Regions from separate parts of the Homo sapiens genome. Here region 2 is linked to region 1. A link is a contact called in ENCODE Hi-C or POLR2A ChIA-PET data. All regions are on one chromosome and are shown on one strand. Each heading gives the region's core, a stretch centred on a gene start or an enhancer-like site at or near the end of the contact. The rest is flanking DNA. Distances are from core to core; before and after follow the strand shown.

Evidence for each region. Hi-C counts contacts between places; a loop is a spot of excess contacts on that map. ChIA-PET counts read pairs that join two places held with the same protein, here RNA polymerase II (POLR2A). Pooled maps may share reads with other maps.
Region 2: a loop to region 1 is called in a map with no recorded cell type, with 11 times the contacts of the local background. The contact joins the promoter of TRIM32 here to the promoter of CTNNAL1 in region 1. A Hi-C loop is called at or near these places in 1 of 37 single-sample maps with no recorded cell type and 1 of 50 pooled maps. POLR2A ChIA-PET finds 5 or more read pairs at or near these places in 1 of 52 experiments (BJ).

The regions. Positions count from the first base shown.
Region 1 is chr9:109,011,210-109,016,594 of GRCh38, forward strand. It overlaps CTNNAL1 (catenin alpha like 1), which reads right to left and starts at 2,290. Exons shown (of 19, transcript NM_003798.4): 1 at 2,093-2,290. The coding sequence starts at 2,233. TMEM245 (transmembrane protein 245) reads right to left here. Exons shown (of 18, transcript NM_032012.4): 18 at 3,926-5,385. RefSeq lists an enhancer at 1,478-1,981 and a silencer at 1,643-2,532.
Region 2 is chr9:116,685,451-116,690,800 of GRCh38, forward strand. It overlaps TRIM32 (tripartite motif containing 32), which reads left to right and starts at 1,855. Exons shown (of 2, transcript NM_012210.4): 1 at 1,855-1,931. The region is part of intron 16 of ASTN2 (astrotactin 2); the gene reads right to left. RefSeq lists enhancers at 1,522-1,841, 2,282-2,331 and a silencer at 1,912-2,111.

The DNA of each region.
Region 1 (5,385 bases), core at 1,040-3,539:
CATGCTTAATACACTTCTTGATTTTAACTTTTTCTTGTTAAGGACAGTCAATTATGAGGAATATCAGTTATGGTGTTGTGGTAGAGATGTAGCTGTAGATACACAATGTGTGGGATGCAAAACCTCAGCTGTGACCCTGAACAAGGCTTTAACTGGAAAAAGAAAAAAAAAAAAAGGCAGGCATTCTTCCCCTTTGGCATTGACCTCTAACTCTCAGCAGTGATTTATACTTTTCTTCCTCTGCTCTCCTACCCTTCTCTGGCTTCTTTTACCCCAGAGTTACACAATGCAGAGCTGTAAGACTGATACATTTTTAGCAGTGGATACTGTGAAAAGTTGCCATTTCTCCAGATTATGACTTTCTAGCTTGTTTTTCCACTATGTACCATCTTTTTCTCTAGATCTCATTACTGCTTCTAATCTCTAGAGAGGACACAGCATAGTGTAGCAAAGAGAACCTTCTGGAGCCAGGGTACCTGGATTCAAATCCCAGTTTGGCACTTATTGAAAGCCCTAACAACAAATTATTTAACCTCAGTATTCCTCAGTTTCCTCTCCCATACCACGAGAATATATACCAACTTCACATGATTGTTATGAGAATTAATGAGTTAATATTTACAAAGTGCTTAGAACCTGGCCTACCACATAGTAAGCATTACATAGGTGTTATTTAAAAAATGGATAAAATACTATCAACTTGAACTCCATCACTCTCTTATCTCTCTGCCTCTTAAAACTGCTCCAGTGTTTCTCGTTTTGGTTGTGTTGTGCTAGTGGAGATAGGCGAGGAGCGGAGGGTCTGACATTACTGAGGGATCCCAGTGCCCCTTCCCACTGGTCAGAGCCTCAATGAGACACAGGAAAAGGGAAGGAGAGTGTCAGATATATTCATCACTGCTCCGTTAGCCATGCGAAGGTGAAGAAAATAGGGATGTTTATTTAACCAGCATAACAGGAATCCAGGGACATGTGTAACTGCTGTTTTCAAATATGCGCAGGGCTGGGCAGGAGAAGAGATAATAGCATTTAGAATTCTATGCAACAGCTACAGGCTCCCCTTCACTGAACATGTTTAAGCAGGGTACTGGTGGCCAGGTGTCAAGGATGCTAAAGAAAGAATTTTTAGTCAGATAATCTTTAAGATTTCTTCTACCTCTAAAATCTTGGTAATCCTAGTATGAGTCACGAAGTGGTTACAACCTAGATGTGAGTCACACATCGCCAACGCGCTCCCGAAGGCACAGAATTCACTCCCCACAGTGCTTGGCATCTTACCACAGACCTAAGTGAGGAATTCTAGCCCTGAAGCTGCATATAACCCAGCTCAGAGAAACAAAAACTTTCCTAAAACTCAGGGCGTCGGTTAGCTGATTGGCAAATACAGTAACGCACACATCCCAAACGGGACTTGGCAAAACGGTGTGCATCTGGATTAACTGTCATACAGTCTCCACGTCACTCTTCCACGAGGCCGGACAGAAGCGGGCAGAAGTGAGCAGCAGCAGGTTCAGGGGAAGGGGTAGGGTGGCCGGGATGAATGGGAGGCCAGCGAACTGACCTACGGCGGGGAGGGACAAAGGATCAGGGAGCGCACGCTGGGCGGGGAGGCCGGGAGGAATACCCCAGGCGGAGGAGCCGGGCTCGGGACCAGGCTGCGAACTGGTGACAAAGTCGGTTATCGTGGAGGGCCCTAAGTACCAGCGAGGGGCCCCGCGGGGGTCCTCTCTGCCTCGGGAGCTGGGCTCAACCACTCGCCCCGCGGAGGGGGCATCGCCCGGCCGGGGGCACCCGGGAGCCGCAGACCCGAGGCAGGTACTGGGGGCAAAGGCCCAGGCCGGCACCCCCGCCCCGCAGCCTCCCCTGCTGCCGAGTCCACTCAACCCTGCCGCCGGAGTTTGGATTATCCAGTCTCTCGCCGCCCGGGCCGAGGCCCGTCCCGGAGCCCCACACAGGCGGTCCGACAAGAACGCCGCAGTGCCGGCGCGGAAAGTGGGGCAGCGGCTGCCTCCCGTCCGGTCGTGCGAGCGGCGGCCGCCATCGCGGGCCGCGGCGGGAAGGAGAAGAGGGGCCGCGCCAGGCGCCACTTTACCTGAGAAACCAGCGGGAGTAGCGTCTGCTCCACCGAGCGAGTTTTGATCTCCAGTCCCGAGTCGAGGGCGAAGCCCGAAGAGCCGGAGCCGTAGACTGCTCCGGCGCCGCCAACGCCGGCGGGTCCGGGAGAGGCGGCCATGGCCCTCGGTCTATCCCGCAGCCGGGACTCCGCGCCGCGGCGAGCCTGCCGCCAGTCAGCCCACCCGCCCGAGGCGGCGGCGACAGGACACTCGCGCCAACCGAGACCCCGCCCCCAGGGGCCCGCCCCCCCAGGGCTCCGCCGCCAACCCTGCGTCCCCGACGCCCGTCACCGTATGTCCCCGCCCACCCCCGGCCTCTGCCCCGCCCGCGCAGTCCAGCCTGGTGTGGGCTCCCTGCAACCCCACCCCCTAAGCCGGGTCCCGCCCCCACATGGCCCCGCCCTTATCTCTTCTCAGACCCCTTCCATGGGTTCCAGGCACCTTCTCGCCAGGGTGGCGAGGAGAAACAAAACACATCTGTCACACAGCCACATGGCCTCCTCTTACTTGGACAGACAAGCGTCCCCAGCAAAGCTTCCCGTCCTCTCGATAGGTGACTCGTCCTAAATCAGCTCTGAATTCCCGCAAAGACTTCTGGAAGCTGTGCTGGGGTTGAAACTGGTAGACCAAAACCAGAATCAAGTCTGTTGGGAGGGGCCTTTCCCCTGGGACGGGAATTCCAGTGGTAATGTCTTCCTGGGGCTTCTCCGGAAGGTCCAATTTCCACTCCACCCTGCTCATTCTTTCACCATGTATTTCTCACAAACACTTTGAGCTGGATTGAAGGGGAAACATTTGATAATGCAATCATTAATGGAGTATCTGGGTATTCGGCAGGAAGTCAGTATATCTTTCACACTACTGTTTAGACTTATTCAAAAGAAATTTAAAAGAAACATGAAAAAGCCTCATCTACTGTTCAACACTACTTCTTAAAACTATTTTTCGAAGTTTTTTCCTAGTGCCAGGCACAGAGCAGTTTCTTCATAACTGTTCATTGCATGAAAACACCAAGTGTGTATTTCTGACAACTCACTTGAGGGGAAGGGTAAGAATCAGTTCTGTAAGCACAACTCTGAGCTCGCACAGAGCCCCACGATGGGGGCGGGGAGCTGAAGACTCCTATTCTAAGGTCTCCAGGAGCAAGGCCAAAAGGAGGTTGTCAGCAGTATGCACGCCGTGAAGGAATTCCAGACTTAAGCAACAGACTGAGAAGCATGAAAAAATGTTTTGTCAACTACCATATCTGCCAGTGAGAACCTGTCAGAGTAAAAAAGAATCTGAGGCTGGCCAGTCCACCCGGACACCTTGGCCTGGATCATTTCTTCTTCCATAACACCAGATTGATGAGCTGGGTACATCAACCTGAGGCATAAGAAAGCTCTTTCCCAAGCACCGTTGAAAGGCGCTTCACAGTGCTTCAACCTGTAGCTTCAGCTTCATCAATCTACCAGTGCTGCACAGCTGTCTTTGGTATTGAAGATAGCCAAGCTTCAGCTTCTTTTTCTTCATTCAAAAAGGACAGGTCCTCAATCCAACTTTTTCTTCCAATTCTTCTCAGCCAACCATCTCACCACTTCCTTACCTATCACAAGGCCACCTTCCCCTGTGCACTGAGGGCCCTTGACCTCTTTAAGGCGCCCAGTGTCCACTTCCTGGACACACCTTCCCTTACGAAGTTGACAGTATCTCCTAAGAATTCAGTGTACACAATGGTGCCGGAGGAAATGGCATAACAGAAGGCCTAAGAGACGGATGGATTCATGAAACTTTGGCTTCACAAAAGATCAAGTTTTTCAACACACAGGAGATTAAGTTTACCACATGATTCATTCAACACTAGTAATTTTATTTCAAAATATAAATATTTCACATTAATAAAGAAGTTACATCAGTAGGTTGTCAAAGCAAGTTAGCTAAGAAACAGCATTTGTGTGAGAACAGAGGGTATTTATTGTATTCGAATATTCTTTTTTACTTTTGAATTGCCTCCTTCACCTGAGAACCCAGGGATGATACATTTTCAAAGAGTTATGTAAGCAATTACAACTCTATATCAAATCTTAGTTCAAAATCAAATTGTACTGGAAATACACTTCAGTTACCTAAATAAGTGGCACTGCAAAGGGCAAAGAAGGGTTTTCTTTGGGATGGCTACAATGAGAGTTACATCTGCTGGGTCTCTGCAATAAAAAATAAATGATATTTGATAATAAGCCAAAATTATCAGGATTTGCTTCCATACTTTTCACTGTAAAATAAAAAGCTAGCAAAAAGCTAGTAAGAAACCAGATGTCTAGTAAAGAACTCTGGACTTGGAGTCAGAAGTTCTGCAACTAAATTCTGGCTCCATCATTTTGTGGTATAAACTTAGGGGAATATCACCAAAAACTTTTCAGAGCCTCCAGAGCCCCCCCATCTGTACAATAAGGATAATATTGTCTGTCTCACAGGGCTGTTACAAAAGGTGTCTGAAAACTATAAAGTGCCATACAAAAGCATTATTAAAATGTAATATCAATATATCACCACTGTATTTGCACATTAGTTGATCCTTGAAAAACCTGCAAAATTAAACACAATACTGATTTTACACACCACAGGTGGAAAAGAATCTCTATACCTTAAGTATAGCTCTAAACAGCAAATATACTTGCTTTCTGGACTTCAAGATTTATTACACACTACATGGTACCACAGTAATAGATCTGCCATTCAGTATTTCCATTAGGGATGTCTTCTCAAAGAGTTGTAAACTTGATCAAGGGCCATGTTTCTCAAAGGACCCTGTAGTCCTTTGAGATGCTCTGAGGAATAAAGAAGGGGAGTGCAGTCTAAGGTCAAACAGTGTTTGTCCCCTTTTATAAATTCACAATGTGTAATAGCATGTTCAAAACTCTTAGAAGTCCTACAGTAAGGAAACAAACTCAGCATTCCTTCATTTTAATTGACCATGCAATCCCCCACCCCCAACACACACACACTTTTTTTCTTACATCTATTAACATCTCTTGGAACTACTGCTATATGGAACACATTTTGCCAAAAGCTGCTCAACCATGAAGAAAAGGAAAGAGAAGTAGAACAACGGACTGACAGAAAAAAAAGAACTCTATTCTATTCTGAATTCTGTTACTAACTGGCTGTATGTGTATGTCAGACAAGCCACTTAAACCTATGAATTTGGGTCTTTCTCTAGAAAGTGACAGGACCACCTAATTTTAGAAGTCCCATTCTAGCACAGAATTTCTGACTCTAGTAGACAGAACAA
Region 2 (5,350 bases), core at 605-3,104, 7.7 Mb after region 1:
TCAGCTCTGTCTAGGCAGTGGGCAAGGTAAACTCCTCAGGTGGTTCCACTGATATAGGTGATTTAAGTGTTAAATAAAAATCTGTTACATTAAAATGCTGAATAAAGAGTGTTTAAAGCACTCCACAAAGATTATTTTTTAAATGCCTCTGTGTAAGAGGAATTCTAATATTGTGCCAGGATATGTCAAGCTATAAGATAAAAATTGAGTGCATTTCCTAGAATGCTTATTCTACTCTAAGATTTTGTGAGAGGTATAATAATTCATTTAACTGGTAATAAACATTAAAGAAGAGTCAAACACTGATTTTTGTTTTAAGGGAGAAGAGAGATTTTTTTTTTTCAAGACACTTGCTTGAGCTAGATCCCCAGGAGTATTTTTAACACTCCTCTGTAATTAGGGAAACATCAGTATGTCTGTATTGATACATATACACACATATATAATATGTATATATGTAAGACTATGAACAGTCCTAAATTTATACTTTGGGCTGATAACTGTGGTTTTCAGGAAAAAAAAAAATTTTAAACGGGTGCAAAGTCTCCCCAACTGGTCTAAGTGAGAAATCATTTGGCATTACCTCTCCCTTATCCCCTACCTGCTAATTACAATTTTTCAAATATAGTTATCATTAAGTGCAAACTACCATAATCTTGGCTTATCTTCATGGCAAACTTCAATTAGAAATTTAGAAAATGGGGAGAAAGAGTAAACAAGGTTAAGAGAGTGGGTTCTCAGATAGAATTGGGTACAAATTTGGGCTCCAACACTTAGGTATATGTGGCCTTGTGTAACCACCTAGGTTACACAACAGGTGTAGGTTAACCATCAGCTGCCTTATCTCATTAGGTCCTTATGAGGATTTAGTGAGCTATGCACCTGAAGTCCTCAGCTGTAGCCAGACAGCAAGTGTTCAAAGATGTTAGTCATTGTTTTTGTTTATTGTTTTATCATTGTGCAGGGTCACATAGCTAAGGGGAATTTCAAATCCAAGTCCATCCTACTTCAAACTCCTTTGTGCTCCTAAGCTGTACAGTATAGTCACCTTGGAGAGTAGGTGATTGGCCCCAAACTACTTCAGGGACTGCAGGTCGTGGCCAGCCAGTCCTGTATCAGACCTCGTCCTTGCCAGATGCCTAGTGCCCCAGATTCCCTCAAATCTCAGGCCAGATCACCTCCCACCTGGTAAGATTCCTCCACCTTCACCCGAGCAAAACTACACTTGGTTTGGGTTCCCGGGTACCTTCAGTCTGCAGGGACAGGGGCTGCAGAGTGTACTCCCCAAGTCTGCCTCTGCTGTCGGCCTCCCAGCTGAGTAGGCAAAACATTCCTTTACAGAGCAATGTGTTCATGGATAAACTTGTCTCTAGTGCAGCTCTCTGTCAGAGCACAGAACATGAGGCCAAAGCACTGCCCTTCCTAGGGAGTCCCGGTTCTCGACTTCCCCAGAATGGAAGTTTGATTTTTCCGTTGGCCCATTTCTCAGATGGAAAAACAGATTCAGTAAGGTGCCAACGCTTTGCTGAGGACTACCCTGGAGGCTACCGTTTTGTGAAGGGGTAGACATTGAGACTGGAGTCAGATACGCATTCTGGCTTATCTCCTGACTTACTGAGTGAACTTGAGCAGGTCCCTTTCGCCCATGGGCGTCGGTTTCTTCATCTGCACCAAGGAGACGGAAAACTGGATTACGTGTCGCTAAGGCCCCGGGTTCTCAGAGGAAAGCTCACCCCTGCAGGGCCGCCTTGCCCCGCGCGCTTGGGGCCAGCTGCACGACAAGCCCCAGCATGCTGGGGAGGCGGGGCTCAGTGACGGACAGGGAGCTCTGCGAATTGGCGCCCGGCAAGGGGTGCTCAACGGCGCGTGCGCAGAGGGAGGCAGGCGGGTGGGCTGCCGGCGGTGGACTCGTCGGAGCCGCGGGCGGTCAGGTAGGGGGCGGGAAGGAGGGTTGGGGACTGGGGACCGCGGCCGGAGTCGTGGGCCGTGGCTCAGCGGCCAGGCGGGGGAACGTGCCGGCGTGCAGCGGCCGCGCCCGAATGGCAGGGTGTGGGGACCGGATCTGGGGGGGGCAGGACTAGGGTGGGGGTGGGGCTGCGAGGGGCAGGCTCGGGAGGGATTCGTGGGGCTGAGGAGATCCGAGGAGATGCAGCTGGGGGAGGGGAGCGAGGGGCTCTGAAGAGATTTGCGGTTGCAGCATCTCGGGAGGTATGAGGTAATGTCGGGGCCCTGAGGAGGAACGGGGTGTAGCATGTGGGAGATGGGAGGGAATCAGGGCCCTGGAGGGACCTGGGTGCAGAATTTCAGAAATATGAAGGAACTGGGGGGCCCCGATGAGATTTGAGGAAATCTGGGGGCGCTAGGCATCTGGCAAGGACAGGGTCTGAGATGATAGGAGCAAGGTCTAGGGCGATCCTAAGTGCTATTGAGAAAGGGTTTTCGGAGTGGGCTGAGGGTGAGATTGAGGGGGTGGGGTGAGTTCTTGAGGGACTCTATCTTGTTAGCAGAAAGAAGGGAGCTGGCTGAGGTGTGAAGGCAGCACATGACATTCAGTGCATAAGAGGAAGGAGCAGGGTATGAGGGCAGCACAGTGCCCGATGGAATGCAGGAGATGGGGGCTCAGATTGAGGGAGAGCAGAAATCTGGGGTGAGGAATTGGGGCGTTGAACTGAGGTGCGGGGCTGAGTGTGGCAGAGATTTGGAAATAGGGATTAAACGATCTGAGTCCGAGGGATTTGGGGCATATGAGTGAGGAATTGACGAGGGTTGCAATATACAGCCCCAAAGATTGGAATTTGGAATTGTAAGAGGGTTGGGGACAGGGTTTGGAGAGGATTGAATCGTGGGGTGGAGATGTCCTAACTGGGCTATAAAATCAAAGGACCCTGAGTAGATTTGTGGATTGGTGTCTTGGGCTGCTAAAGAGATTTTCCTTAAATCGCTGCATGGGAGACAGAGGGAGTTCAGGGGACCCAAGGACCTAAAAGTAATGTATGAAACTGGATGAGTATATGAAGATGAGCAGAGTTCAGGTGCTGAGGAACAAAGTGATAAATCTTCAGTTCAGATAATCCTGAAGGAGTGTGGTAATCCCTGTGAAGGGCAGAATCTTCTTCATTTATTAAACAAAGATCCGTTATCATGAGGCAGGTATGGTATTGCCACTAACTCCATTCTGACCACCGGTCCCCCGGCCCACTGAAAGTGGTAGGCTTTGGGGAAGAAGAAGTGGAACTATTCAAGGTCATCTGCCTAAGCCCTTTTTCCCTGTACCCCCAAGCTACGATAGCAGATAGAAAGTGAGACCTCCAGGGGAATGAGTGGAATAATTTATCCTATATAAGATCCATTACAGCTTGAAGGGGCAGTGGCTCTGTGAGTGAGGTGTTTGGGCTCGGAGACAGACAAAACAACAACAACAACCACCAGAAAAAAAAAAGGGAACCCTTAGGTATTGAGCATTTAGTCCTGTGCTAGACTGTAAAGCAGTGGTTCTTAACCAAGTCTGGCTTTGTCTCCTAGGAGACATTAGGCAATGTCTGGAGATGTTTTTTGGTTGTCACAGGGTGGGGGATACTACTGGCCTCAAGTGGGTAGATTAAACATTAAACATAATGTTTTATGTTAAACATTTGACAATGTGTGGGATACGCCCTTCCCCCCCGCAGTAAGGAATTATCCTGCCTAAAATGTCAGTAATGCCAAAGTTGAGGCACTCTGACCTAGAGTCAGATACCCTGGGTTCAAGTCCTAGCTCTATCTCTTCCTGACTTTAAGTCCTAGCTCTATCTCTTCCTGACTTTGTGGCCTTGAATGAGTTACTTAACCACCCAGTGCCTTGGCTCTTCATCTGTAAAATGGGGTTATGATAACAAGACCAATGTCACAGAATTGTTGTGAGGATTTAGTGAAGTAAACTAGCATGCCTAGGATCTGGCACATAGTAAGTTCTCAAAATCTAGTAATTTTTAGTCTTGTATCTACTTCTTTACTCAGTTTTCATGACAGTCCTTCTAAGTAGGCTCTACTGTATTCAGTTTTACACATGAGGAAACTAAGGCTTAGGAAGTGACTTGCCTAAGTTTCCATAGCTAGGAATGACACAGTTAAGCTCATACCCAGATCTCTGTAACTCCGTATATTCCCGCTTTCCTTGCTTCTTCCTTGCTAGGGCCTGCTTAGTCTTATTTTCTCAGCCCATTCCCCTCTAATGAAAAAGAGGATTGCCAGTGAGTATCACTGACTATCAGATTGAACTCTAAAGTTGGGGGGTAAATCTCTCTGATTAGGTAGGGAGGAGCCCTGGACTTTGTTCTTGGTTTGCCCTTAGACCAAGACCTGGGGCTAGATAAGGAGAGGAGCCTGAGGTTATCAGGCAGGATGAGGTGCAACGGACTATAGGGTGAGGTATGGAGGCCATTGGCTTGAAAAAACACCTCATAGCAGGGACTGAGGCTGAAGGCAGTCATACTCTGAAGGAGAGTAACTACTGTTCTGTATGGTCTCTTTTGGTCTGCTTTTCCCTGGAACAGAATTTGGCTCTATCATTTCCAGGACTAGCTACAGGGTTGCTGAAGCCAGTTCAGAAACAAAGCTAGACTGTGTCTGACAGCAAGACTTAGCTGGAATATCTGTGCACATCCCTAAAAGAAAATATGTCATGGGAATTAAATCAGCCCTGTCTAAACTCCTTACTCTAATTTCCTATGTTACCTTGTCAGTAGCTACGGCACTTGTCCTGTCAGCCTCAATCTATTAAAAATGCAAATGATTATAATTTGTTGAGTGCTTATTATGTGCATTATCTTAGTGAATTCAATCCTGCTAACAGTCTAGGTTTTATTCCTTGTTTACAGATAAGAAAAATAACAGGTTAAATGACTTACCCAGGGCTACAGAGCAAGTAGCTAGGTTGGGATACAAACCCAGTTCTGTCTTACACCTATGTTACATTATAGTAGTTTTATTAGAAGCCTTTTCCAACCCTTCAGAGCCCCTATGTTTATGTCTGGAGAATAGTTGGAAGCCAGAAGTTTATAAGGCCCTTAAAGTAGATCATTGTCTATGCACACTGATGTGTAACCTTTGTGACATTCCCTCCATCTTGTCTTTCTGGTAAAACAATCAAATTTAAAAATCATTTCTAGGTGCCCTTACCAACCTCTCAGCCAGACTTTGTCTAAAGCTAGGGAACTATGAAACATCCTTTAAGTTAGTAATTTTATGGCTGGGAGTTGATACTGGGATTTGAATCCTTGCTCTATTACTTATTGGTTTTGAGACCTTGGACAGGCTACTTTCTCTGAGCATTGGTTTCCTTATTTTTGAAGAGGAATCACACTTACTTTAC